Regions from separate parts of the Homo sapiens genome. Here region 1 is linked to region 2. A link is a loop called in an ENCODE intact Hi-C map of the cell type or tissue named here. Cell type or tissue: MCF 10A. All regions are shown on one strand. Each heading gives the region's core, and the rest is flanking DNA. Links, peaks and the distances in the headings are about the cores only.

What was found. Hi-C counts contacts between places; a loop is a spot of excess contacts. Peaks named below come from ENCODE experiments on the same cell type or tissue, not always from the same donor. Only the 100,000 strongest peaks of a DNase experiment are listed, where the experiment ranks them.
Region 1: a loop joins it to region 2, with 6 times the contacts of the local background. A loop is called at or near these places in 3 of 110 quality-filtered maps.

Annotation. Positions count from the first base shown.
Region 1 is chr5:159,924,623-159,931,018 of GRCh38, reverse strand. The region is part of intron 1 of ADRA1B (adrenoceptor alpha 1B); the gene reads right to left. Among named protein-coding and RNA genes, the nearest start is that of ADRA1B, 11 kb to the right of the region's middle. RefSeq lists an enhancer at 1,718-2,217. In MCF 10A, for the core only: no CTCF peak of the experiment used is centred there; DNase peaks (open chromatin) are centred at 2,198 and 2,708.
Region 2 is chr5:159,846,723-159,853,118 of GRCh38, reverse strand. All of the region lies in intron 2 of LINC01847 (long intergenic non-protein coding RNA 1847), which reads left to right. Among named protein-coding and RNA genes, the nearest start is that of LINC01847, 21 kb to the left of the region's middle. In MCF 10A, for the core only: no CTCF peak of the experiment used is centred there; DNase peaks (open chromatin) are centred at 2,818 and 3,338.

The DNA of each region.
Region 1 (6,396 bases), core at 1,662-4,161, 78 kb before region 2:
TATATAATAAATATTATAAAATATATATATTATATATATGTTAAATTAGATTGAAAATGACTAAGAACAACAATCTTCTTTTTTGGCCATTGATAGTTTTTCTTCCAAAATTATAAAAATGTTTAATAGTCCCCACCATAATTCTACTGAAACCCAATTTGTATTCTATCACATTTTCTTAATTTGATGTTCTTAATCACAAATAGAGTATTTGCTTATTGCACCATGTGAAATAATACAGAGGTTATAAAAAAGCTAATAATCTACTCCTCCTCACTCCATCGTATCCCTTGAGGTAACTAAACTAATAAATAGCTTTTAAAAGTTGGGTTAGACATTACTCTATAACTTGCTTTTTTACTTAGATATTATGAGCAATCCTCCTAACAGATTAGTAGATGTATATCTAACCTATTTTTTTTGTTTGTTTGTTTGTTTTTGAGATGGAGCCTCACCCTGTCACCCAGGCTGGAGTGCAGTGGTGTGATCTCAGCTCACTGCAACCTCCGCCTCCTGCGTACAAGCGATTCTCTGGCTAATTTTTATATTTTTAGTAGAGAAGGGGTTTTGCCATGTTGGAAGTCTTGTCTTGAACTCCTGACCTCAGGTGATCCACCTGCCTCAGCCTCCCAAAGTGTTGGGATTACAGGCATGAGCCACCGCGCCCGGCCTAACCTATTTGTTTTAACACCACTTTACATTTTACTGTAGTTTAAATTTCTTATTACGCATAATCAGGTTAAACCTAAAATACCAAATCTTCCTTGCCCCAGCAACTACATTTTTAGGAATTTATCCTGAATATGTGGGCACAGACATATATACAAGAGTATTCATCCAACATTGTTTGTAGTAAAAGACCAAAAATAACCTAAATGTCAATCAACTGGGAAATTGGTAAGTAAAATAGGACACTTTGTAAAATGGATTATTATGCAGCCATGAAAACCAGCAGTAACTCTATGCATTCTGACACAGAACTATGTCTAAGATATGCTATGCTGTTGAGTGAAAAATGAAACTTTCACTGAAGTGTTTCTAAAATGACACCACGAATCAAAATAAACAGAGTGAAAACACACACATTCTGCATGCAAAAACACTCAAACATACATATACGCATGTGGATATGTATGCTTACAAATAAATAGACTATTTTGGAAAGCATACACAATCTGGTAACAATGTTTACTTCAGGAGAAAAAATACTGAGAGTGTTGGGTGTGAATGTGGGGTAGGTAACAGCAGAATAATTTTTTCATTTTTTTTTTCTGATTCAAATAAGAATCTATGCATCATTAAAAAATAAACTAGTTGATTTTTAAAAATTGCTACAAGTAATCATGCAAAATAGTTACAAGGCGTGATGGCACGGTCCAAGTTCCCTGTGGTCCTAAGTCTAAAAACAGGCATTCTTTACAAAACATTGTAAAGAAAAAAAGTATAGAAAATCTCATATCCTGAAGTACATCTTTGTAATGTCCCGAGGCAGGGTTTTTATTCTGGAGTTAGAGGGTCCATAAACTTGGGTGAGAAAAAAAACCCTCTTTTTAAAAAAAAAAAAAATACAAAAACCAAAAAAAACCCAAACTAAACTTTGGCTGAAAGTTTGCATTTCCTTTGATAGGAAAGTGGGCAAGCAGCCACACTAGAGTCAGCAGGATTTGTCACCAATAGAAATCAGATCTGTGATATAACATTACATTTGTTGCAGATATCTTGAAATATTTCCACTTGTCAGTACTTCAAAATTATAGTAGTTATTTATTTGACTTGCTGCTAGATCTTGTTTATTTAATATGTTAAAGGACTTTTTTTACTCTATAATAAATTTGTTTTTTCAACATTATAACTGTATTTCAATATAATTGGTTTTCTTTGAAATCCTGTGTCTTTTATTTGATGTGTTGACTGTGAGAAGGGGCTTCATCAGATTGCCAAAGGGGTCCGCGAAACAATGGAGCCAAGGAACCTTGGTGTTAAGGTAAATGCTAAAGGGCTGGGGACAAGGAATCACAAATGGGCGCTGTGGGGAGTGTCCCTAGAAGCTGGGAGAAGGGACCCTACTGCTTCCTCTTGATGCCGGGGGCTGATTAATGGCCTGAATATATGAATCGGAGATGCAATTTTTTGTTGCTGTTCCAGTTGGTGGATCCTCCTCCTCCCCAACCAGCTGCCTCCCTGGATCTCCGCCCGGCCCAGTGCTGGTGGTGTGAGCCCTGGGGCTGACGCCTGCGAATGACAGTGAGCCCGGCTTGCCCTTGGTCCCATTTTAACCTCCTTTTGGGGCACGGCCAGGGTGCTAAGCTCAGCCTCTAAGCAATGCACATTAGCCTGGCAGGAAACTCTGTCTTGAAGAATTTCAAAAAATTCTTGTGCAAAACCAAGCCCCAAATTCATCCCAACAGGAGAGAGAAAGCTTAGCGGGGAGCAAGACACTGTAGGCAGACACACTTGGAAAAAGTTAAATGGGGCTCTAGGAGGAATGGGCCACTTACATGTGCTAGAACATTCTGTTTCTGAACACTTTAAACTGAACTGCTCGTTGGTGCAACTTTTATAGCACAATTCCTGTGCTCGCACCAGAGAGGGGCACTTGAGTGTTCAAAGGGTGGTCAGATGAGCTGCGGGTGAGTGTGGCCAGGAGTGTGCTGTCAATAGAGTCGTAAGAGCAGAGCCTGCCAATGTGGACAGATTCTACTGTATCCTGAGCTGACTCATGGTGCTGTCATGCCAGGAGGGGTGATGATGGGTGGGGTGAAGATGGCCCTCCCCCTGCACTGATTCCAGCCTTACAAGTCCTTAAAACACAGCTCACTTTCCTTTTCCTCCCCCAAATCTTATTTCAGCCCACTCTTCTTTCTGTCTCCTCTGCATTCTGAAGACACCCATCATTCAGATGGCACCTTTTAGCTTGTGCTGAAATTGATCCATTCCTTCATTTAATCATTTATTCCCTAAGTATTTAGGGCTGGCCAGCCATAGATTCAAATCTTAGCTCAGCCACTCACTCATGTCATCGCGGCAAGTAAAATAAATGAACACTTTATTTAAAAATTTCAAGCCCACATTTGCAAAACTCCTGCTTCCCACGAAATACACACATAGTAAGTCACATTTTTCCTTTTTAAACGGATGATGGCTTTGCTCTCTCATCATGAATCTTTCCCTGGACTGTTGAGGCTGTTAGTGCCAGTTTCTCTTTCCTCCCCATCTGAGGCTCTGGTGTGAAACTGGTGTACTATTGGACGTCTGCACTATAAACACCCTTATTCCAGGTTTTAAAACAGGGAGACATTTTTATTGTTCAAATTGAGACACTTTTGAAAATAAGAAAGGGTTATTATAATAAGTATAATTATGCTTTGATAATAGGCATAAAAGGAGACCATCTCAGTGAAATGGGACATATGGTCACCCTATTAGAAAACAGTGATATATTACCCAACAGAAAGACCCAGTGTGTCTTCAGAGCATTCGCAAAGCTGGGGCACCTGTATTTTTGGTGAAATAATCTGATATTAAAGAAATCAAAGTTACCTCCATGGAAAGAATCAGAATATTGTTGGCCTTCCTTACATTTTTTTTAGGGTTCTATGCATACGTGTGTGTGTGTGTGTGTGTGTGTGTGTGTGTGCATGTTTTAATTTATAATTTTATTATTCCCTTTTCAATACCTTAGGCCTTTAGAGGTCTCTATCTGGCTCTGCTATAAAGTCACTGGAATAGTTTCCTCTTTTCCTGCTTCTGCAGGGATCAACTCTGACCATATCCCTCTCAGAGGTGAGAGGCAGGTGACCATGGCTAGAGGGTGAGGGAATGTAAGGGCCAATTGGCAATGGGACAATCTCCCCCAGAGGCAGGTGGAACGGCAGCCTTTTGATAAAGAATGAAGAGGCCATCCATTTTCAAGATCCTACCTTGTGTCCACACGGGTCTTGACCTAGCCAATCTCGCTTCACCGGCTTCATGACCAGGCCCAGATTGGCATTTTGGTTTTAGAATACCAGTCTATGACAGTCTCTTTTTAATGAACTTGTGGTAGTTTTGAGGAAGGAGACAAGCCACTTAACCCCCCTGAGCCCATTTCCTTATTTGTTTACTTATTAATTTAATTTAATTTAATATTTTTGAGACAGAGTTTTGCTCTGTCTGCCAGGCTGAAGTGCAGTGGTGCAATCTTGGCTCACTGTAACCTCCACCTCCCAGGTTCAAGTGATTCTCCTCCCTCAGCCTCCCAAGTAGCTGGGATTACAGGTGCCCGCTACCACGCCCGGCTAATTTTTGTGTTTTTAGTAGTGACAGGGTTTCACCATGTTGGCCAGCCTGGTCTCGAACTCCCGACCTCAAGTGATCCGCCCGCCTCGGCCTCCCAAAGTGCTGGGATTACAGGTTTGAGCCACCATGGCTGGCCCCATTTCCTTATTTATAAAATGGGCAGAGCATGAATACCTATCTGGTGGGCCGTGGGAGGTTCAAATACTAGAAGAAGTCTGGTACACGCTGTATGAATCCTATTGGTCATTGCTATTTTTATTGAGTTTACTATGTACACATCCCTGGGCACGAAGGACAAGAAGACAATTTGAACTTGGACCCTGCAAAGGTTTGCAGCCTGGCAGTGCTGCAAAAGTTGTGCACATCCATATTTATCCCCAGAGAGAAACATGACAAGCACCATAAACCAGGGATAAAGGGAGTGATTACTGATGGGGAAAAGGGTGGGATCCAGGAAGACTTCGCGAGAAAGGTGTCAGCAGAACCGCATGTTTACAGACGAGCAGGAACTGGATATTCAGAGGGTATGAGAAACACACTGGTGGGAGAGGGAACAAATGCACAAAAAAAAGAAAATGCAAAGTGTATTTGGGAAGTGGCAAATAATTTTACTTCAATTGAGTGCACTCTTAATTCTTCTGCTAGGCTCTGTACTACTCATTCATTCATTCATTCAGCTTGTGTGAGCACCCATGTTCGGCAGAGAGTTGGTCACTGCTTAGACGTCCACAGTAGGTAGAGGAGAAAGAGCAGTCACGAGGTTGCTGGAGAGAGCCCTGAGGAGAGTAGCCTTAGGGCTTCCCTCTTCATGGGACCCTACACGACCTGAGCAGGGGCCCTGCAATGCCCCCACCATGGCCACACAAAGTTTTCAGAAGTAAGGTTTATTAATGCAATTGGTTATTCCCCTTATTTAAATATTATTCCTATTTCTCCGTATGCAGGTGGTAATACAGGGGCCATGGACGTTTTTGGGAACCAGCTAAGAGTTGAGTTAAGACAGATTTTGTGTGGGTTCTGTTGAATATACGTATGTGGTTTACAGTCTTTTCTTTCTGTATAGCTAGGTCACCACTAGCCACAGTAACTCCAAAGTGAAAAAACGGCTTCTAGAAATACTCTCTCGCCCACGATGCCAACTCACCTGATCTTGTGGCATCAAGAGGCAGGACCAGAGGCAGATTCATGATGGAAGAGTGTCCCCATGGTGCTGGCACCACACGTAGGTGGGTGGGTGGTGGTGAATCCGGGTCTGAAATGTATGCAGCCAGAAACTAAACTGTAAAAAAGTCCTCTAAATTTTATGTGTTTCTCCAAATTTGATAAAAATCTGAAAACCGTATGTGACATTACCAATAATAAGTTGTGAAGCTGAAAAAAGTCTTCTAAAGCATCAATAATACAAGAGAAATTTTGACTTATCTTCCTAGAGGAACGACCCAATTATTTTTATCTTCTTTATGGTCTCACCAGGATATGGTGCCTCTTGGTTGCTGAATGACGGGCAGCCACATGCTTTTTCTTTCCTCCTTCTAGAATAAACTCTGGCTTCCCCAGTTTCCTTCCTGCACTTTCTTAAATCTGGCTCAGAGCCCCACCTCTAGGAGAGCTCCAATGATGAACCCATCTGACTGCCTGCATTAGAGTCCATGTTCTGTCATTGATCAGCTGGGTAACCTGAGGCAAATCACTCAATCTCTCTGAGCTTCTGTTTCCTCATCTGTAAAATGAGGACAATACCAGTGCCCACTTCACAATCCTGTGGACAGGTATAAATGAGGGAATACAGAGAAAGAACTCCTAGCCAGCATGGAGAGCACAGTAAGCCTGGCACTCGATGAGACCTAATAAATGGTAGCTATTAGTATTACTATTATCAAATGTGGTTAGGAAGCACAGTGACTGCAGAAACATTCGGCAGATATGGCAGAAAGCAATTTCCAGTGCTGCCCAGCAGACATCAGTTATTTTTACTAGCCACACACACACTCAGGTAAAGGCATTTCCTGCATAACATATCTTAATAGATGCATCCGTGATGGCACTGCAGCTACACACGCACCTGCTGGCATTTCTGTGAGCCGTTTTGCTCCAGCAGGGGTGGGTGCCACCACGACT
Region 2 (6,396 bases), core at 1,660-4,159:
TTCATGTGTCTTTTGGCTGCATAAATGTCTTTAGAGAAGTGTCTGTTCATACCCTTCGCCCACTTTTTGATGGGGTTGTTTGTTTTTTTCTTGTAAATTTGTTTGAGTTCATTGTAGATTCTGGATATTAGCCCTTTGTCAGATGAGTAGATTGCAAAAATTTTCTCCCATTCTGTAAGTTGCCTGTTCACTCTGATGGTGGTTTCTTTTGCTGTGCCGAAGCTCTTTAGTTTAATTTGATCCCATTTGTCAATTTTGACTTTTGTTGCCATTGCTTTTGGTGTTCTAGACATGAAGTCCTTGCCCATGCCTATGTCCTGAATGGTATTGCCTAGGTTTTCTTCTAGGGTTTTTATGGTTTTAGGTCTAACATTTAAGTCTTTAATCCATCTTGAATTAATTTTTGTATAAGGTGTAAGGAGGGGATCCAGTTTCAGCTTTCTCCGTATGGCTAGCCAGTTTTCCCAGAACCATTTATTAAATAGGGAATCCTTTCCCCATTTCTTTTTGTCAGGTTTGTCAAAGATCAGATTGTTGTAGATATGCAGCATTATTTCTGAGGGCTCTGTTCTGTTCCATTGGTCTATATCTCTGTTTTGGTACCAGCACCATGCTGTTTTGGTTACTGTAGCCTGGTAGTATAGTTTGAAGTCAGGTAGCGTGATGCCTCCAGCTTTGTTCTTTTGGCTTAGGATTGACTTGGCAATATGGGCTCTTTTTTGGTTCCATATGAACTTTAAAGTAATTTTTTCCAATTCTGTGAGGAAAGTCATTGGTAGCTTGATGGGGATGGCATTGAATCTATAAATTACCTTGGGCAGTATGGCCATTTTCATGACATTGATTCTTCCTACCCATGAGCATGGAATGTTCTCCCATTTGTTTGTATCCTCTTTTATTTCATTGAGCAGTGGTTTGTAGTTCTCCTTGAAGAGGTCCTTCACATCCCTTGTAAGTTGGATTCCTAGGTATTTTATTCTCTTTGAAGCAATTGTGAATGGGAGTTCACTCATGATTTGGTTCTCTGTTTGTCTGTTATTGGTGTATAAGAATGCTTGTGATTTTTGCACATTGATTTTGTATCCTGAGACTTTGCTGAAGTTGCCTATCAGCTTATGGAGATTTTGGGCTGAGATGATGGGGTTTTCTAGATATAATCATGTCATCTGCAAACAGGGACAATCTGATTTCCTCTTTTCCTAATTGAATACCCTTTATTTCCTTCTCCTGCCTAATTGCCCTGGCCAGAACTTCCAACACTATGTTGAATAGGAGTGGTGAGAGAGGGCATCCCTGTCTTTTGCCAGTTTTCAAAGGGAATGCTTCCAGTTTTTGCCCATTCAGTATGATATTGACTGTGGGTTTGTCTTAGACAGCTCTTATTATTTTGAGTGACCTGAATACAGTGTGTTAGGTAAAACTTTCAGCTGGGTTCTGAATTCTAGAACCACTTTGCTGCTAGCTTGCTGTGTGACCTTTGGGAATTCACTTTCCCTCTCTGGGCCTCAGGTTTGCATTTGTAAAATGAGTAAATTAGACAGGATCAGGCTTCCCAAAATTTAGTTATTCAAGTACCACTTTCACAATTTTTGCCACAACCTCATATTATCTGTTCTATTGTTAATATACTATTTTTGGGTGACTTTAAGTACATCTCTTACAAATATACTTTGTATTGCTATTAAAAATGAAAAACCAGTATCACGTTCCCTAACTAGAAAATAATCCTAAAAATAAGTACAATGAGAACAAAGCAATTATATTCAATTCAGATACTGTCAGCTGCCACGTAATGGTTGCTCACATCAGCAGAGTGACAAACCTGTTTCCTGTGAAGTTACTCATTGAATCCCCACGGTAAATCTATGAAAGAAGGACTACTATTAACCCCATTTCACAGAGGAAGACGCTGAGCCGTGGAGAGGTTTATTAACGTCTCCAAGGTCACAGAGTGCCTGTGTGCCTTAGCGGGGATTTTAACCCAAGCAAGCTGTGCTGTTTGCCTATTGGTGTGGGCCTGCTCTCCGTTTGTTAACAAAGGGAGATTGTCTTGTGTCCAAGGGTGTTAAAGACACACTAACACAAAAAGAGACTTTCTTGCTGATGTCATCAGAGGTGGTGAAAGTGGATCAGAAGGGCGATTTGATGTCCTCTACCCCTTCACTCCTCCTGTGTGTCTGCTCTCTTCAGTGCTTACCTGACTGCACGAAGTTCTATTTTGTGATTCACTTGCTCTGTACTTAAATCCTTATCTTACTCATTTTCCATTGCTGAATATCACATTTTGCCCCTATTTTTCTTAAATGAAATTTTAGAAGAGTGACACAAAATGGGATTTTTCACACAAGGCGGCTCCCCTCCATTAGGAACACAAGGGGAGTCTGAGATTAGCGGCAATCAGCTCAGTCCTCATAATGTTACAATAATGACTTGGAGTATCTTTTAACAGCAGTTAACACATCCTGGAGGGCCAGCGTGGCAATTGTCATTCACATCACCCCACATCTCTTTCGTCCTGGGTTCCTGGGGGATTCAAGGTGGTGGCTGGTGACAGCAGGTAGGAGTGGAAGAAGGAGAGGTGGGAGGCAGGCAGAGATGGAAACCACAGCCTCAGGACCATCTCTGGAGTGAGTAAGCTGGGACTGCAAGACTGATTCATAGCAGGCCTGGGGCCAGAGTCATGAAAACTTGATCCAAACATTTGTGCAAAGCGCTTCCCTGATGTGCAATAAAGGGCCCCCATAAATGTGACACATTCCCCATTCTCTACGAGAAGGAGAGTCGAGCACTGCTGGCAGGTGCAATAGCCTGGAACTTCCTGCCAGAGTGCGAATCACTCACGCTTGCCCAAGCCCTGAAACCCTGGAGGCCTCTCAAGGCATCCAGGGAGGGTGTCAGGTGGCTGGGGTGTGGTGGGCTGATTTAACATAACAGCGGCTACAAACCTACTCTTACTTTTACCTTAATAATCATACTAGAAGCAGCTATAGAGCCTGTGCTGTGTATAGGACATTGGGCTAAGGGCTCAACATGCATGATCCCATTTAGTTCTCTTCAACACTGTGGAGTCGGTACTATTCTTATCCCTACACTACAGATGAGAAAACTGAACCTTGGAGCAGTTAAGTAACTAGTGAGTGGTGAAGCCAAGATGGGAAGCCAGGCAGTCCGGCTCCAGAGCCAAAGCTTTAAAACCCTGTGATATGCAAAAAGAAGAGGTTTATTAGATTCTAGGTAGCTCACAGAATGGAAGCGAGAGGAAGGTTGGGTGGGACAGGAACCAAGGAAGATCTGGGACTGTTTCTTTAGGCCATTGCCATGGAATGACTCAGCCTTCAGGAGTGTATGTTCAGCAGCTGATTTTCTGCTCTGTGGTTTGGAGTGGGAGCTGATCACAGAATGTGCTGTGTTTTATTACCTTCTGCTCTGGGCTCAGCTCTGGAGTTGGAGGTAGAAGGACTGTGTGCTGTGTGACCTTGGGCAAATAATTTAACCTCTCTGGGCCTTAGTTTTTTTCAATCTGTAAAATAGGGACAATAATAGTATCAGTTACATAGGGATATTGCAGGGATTATATTAGCAAATATTTGCCAAGCATCTAGCATGGTGCTTGATACTTAGCAAGCACACAGAATGATTGTCAATAAAGGCAGGTGGGGGGCAGCTTGTTGGGCCCCTACAGCTGTGGATCCTGAACACCTCTCCCCTTTGTCTACTCTGTCAGCTCACCCTGAGGAATATGACCACTTTTTCTATATGGTCTGCTAGAGAACCTTGCTACTCAAAGTGTGGTCCGTGGACCAGCAGCAGCAGTGAACTGCTCACCTGTGAGTTTGTTTGACATTCAGAGACCCAGGCCTCTCTCCAGACCTCCTGAATCAGATTGCATTTTACCAAGATCCCCAGGTATTTTGTACGCACAGGAGTTTAAGAAGCACAGCCTCAGAAATTTAAAAAGCAAATAAAAGAAGAAAAGAGGCCTAGAATTTCTTTATCATCATTGGAGATTCAGTATGAAGCATGTACTTTTGTTTTCCCAAGCTACAACCTTTAGGATAATAATAATTCCCATGATGGTAGTAGCACTTCGCAATGTGACTAAAAGGCCATCACACTCACTTTTTTGCTTGCTTTGAGGTATGACCCTGTATGGTTGGCAGAGCAGCCAATGTTTTCTCCATTTTATAGATGTGAAAACTGAGGCAAAGAGTCTCAAGTGATTTTCCAATGTTACCCTGCTACCAAATGTCAGAGCCAGAAAGCAAGACAGGTCTTTCGGTGTCCTAATTCAGGGCTTATTGCAGTTTCCATTCTGTTCATCAACAATGAGAGAATCCATGCTGGTTCTTCTTCCTTCTCAGTTACCAGGACATAGCCTGTCACCAAGTCCCATGACTTTGTTCCATCAGGATGACTTGGATTCAGGCTTTTGTTATGATTTCCCTTGTTCTACCTTCAGCTAAGCTCTGGTCATAATAACAACAATATCAGTGGTTGCATATTGAAGACTTATTCTGCTAAGTAAGAGCCTTCCTTGTGTTAATTAACTCATTTCATCCTCCCAGCCACCTTATAAGATAGGCACTATTATTATCACCATCTTATTATAGATGGTACAACTGAGGCACTAAGTGAGAAAGTTGTCCAAGATCAATAGCAAGTAGTGGAGCTGGGGTTTGAACATGAGGAGCTGTTCACATCTCAATTTCTGCACTAGCTTCTGAGATGGTGTGTCTATGCATGGTCTGCCCTCCAAGCCTGTGAAACATGGGTGTCTTCCTTCCTCTTCCTTCTGCCTTCCCCAAAAAGCCTTTTTTTTTTCAATAGCATGTTCTGATTGAAGCTCCCCTCTTTTTGCATTCCTCAACATGCACTAATATCCATTATACTTTATCATGAATTACTTGTTAATTTCTTGTTGCACTCATGAGAATATAACCTCCAGGAAGGCAGGGGCTTCTTGGACAACACAGCTGTTGTTCCATCACAGTGACTAGCACAGAGTAGGTGCTCAGTAAATGTTTTCTTTTTAAAAAATATAGAGAGTTGGGGTATTACTATGTTGCCCAGGCTTGTCTCAAACTCCTGGGGTCAAGCAATCTTTCCACCTCGGCCTCCCAATGTTGGGATTACAGGTGTGAGCCACCATGCCTGGCCTCAGTAAATGCTTATCGGATGAAGACGGTTCATTGCATTAGTTTGGTCTCTTCACCTAGGCTGTAGTTACATGTGGAGAGTATCCAAAACTATGTCTGTATCCCCCACAGAACCTCAATGGTTCCAGAATGCCATACAGTTGATATTTATTGATACAAAGCCACGTGTTCCCCCTCAGTGCATTCATCGAGGGCCGACACAGCCATTGGTATTTAGTCCTCTGGGTTTCTCATCTCTGTCTAAAACAAGGTGAGGTGAGACCCTCACAATTACCTTGTTTATCACCACCAGGATCCAGGTAGAGACTTTTGGCCAAGCAGGGCCTGTGGTAAGGAGATACCCGACTCCGATAATACCGCAGACTGAGCTCGTGAGGTCATGTGTAATCAGTGGCTCCATTGACTACAGCCTGAGCCTTGGACCAGGTGCCAGGCAGGGGCCTGTGGGAGGTCAGAGTCTGTCCCCTCCCTGGCTCCTTGGCACAAATTAGTGCTGATGAGCTAGAGGAGGAATTCCTGCCTTTGAGGTATGAGCCAGCTGGGCTGCTGCTACCGATCAGCTAAGAAAATAAGTCATCCCAGCCACCTGCGGTTCACCCAAGGGCTGGCGCCAGAGTGGGAGCTGGGAAGGTCTTCCTGGGAGGGCTGGGAGCTGCTGGAGATATCAGCTGGGCTCAGGTGAAAGCTTTGTGGATGGGGAGGTCCAGACTCGAGAGTGTAGGATTAACTCTATTTTCAGGCTCTGGGCTCACAGTCTGCCCCTTGGCTTGGCTTCCAAGGGCTGAGGCTACAGCTTATGCATTTATGTGATTTGGGTGGGCAGGGACACTCATCTGTGTCCCATGGGGTGGGAAGATCATTCTGGTTGATTAGTTGGGGACGAATGGGCCTGTGCCCCCTTCTCCCTAGCAGTCTAATACTGGGAGTGTTAGTTTCACCCACCGCTCACCACTCGCCCTTTGCAAGAGTCCTGCTCTTGAGGCCTGCCATTCTCATCACCCCTTAGATGAAATCCAATTGAATTCCCATGGAGGTAAGTATAAACAGTTCTACCATCAAGGTCTCAGAAGAGTGCCTTAAAAGCAGTAGAGGCGGGGCAGGGGGCAGCAGTGACCATGAGGAGGGAGAAGGGTCTCCTAGTGAAGGCTTTGGGGACATGTCCTAATAGATGGCTCCCATCCTGCCTCTGAATCTTTTTAGTCCTCCTAAATCCCTCTTCAAGTTCCTGCCTTTCCTCTGG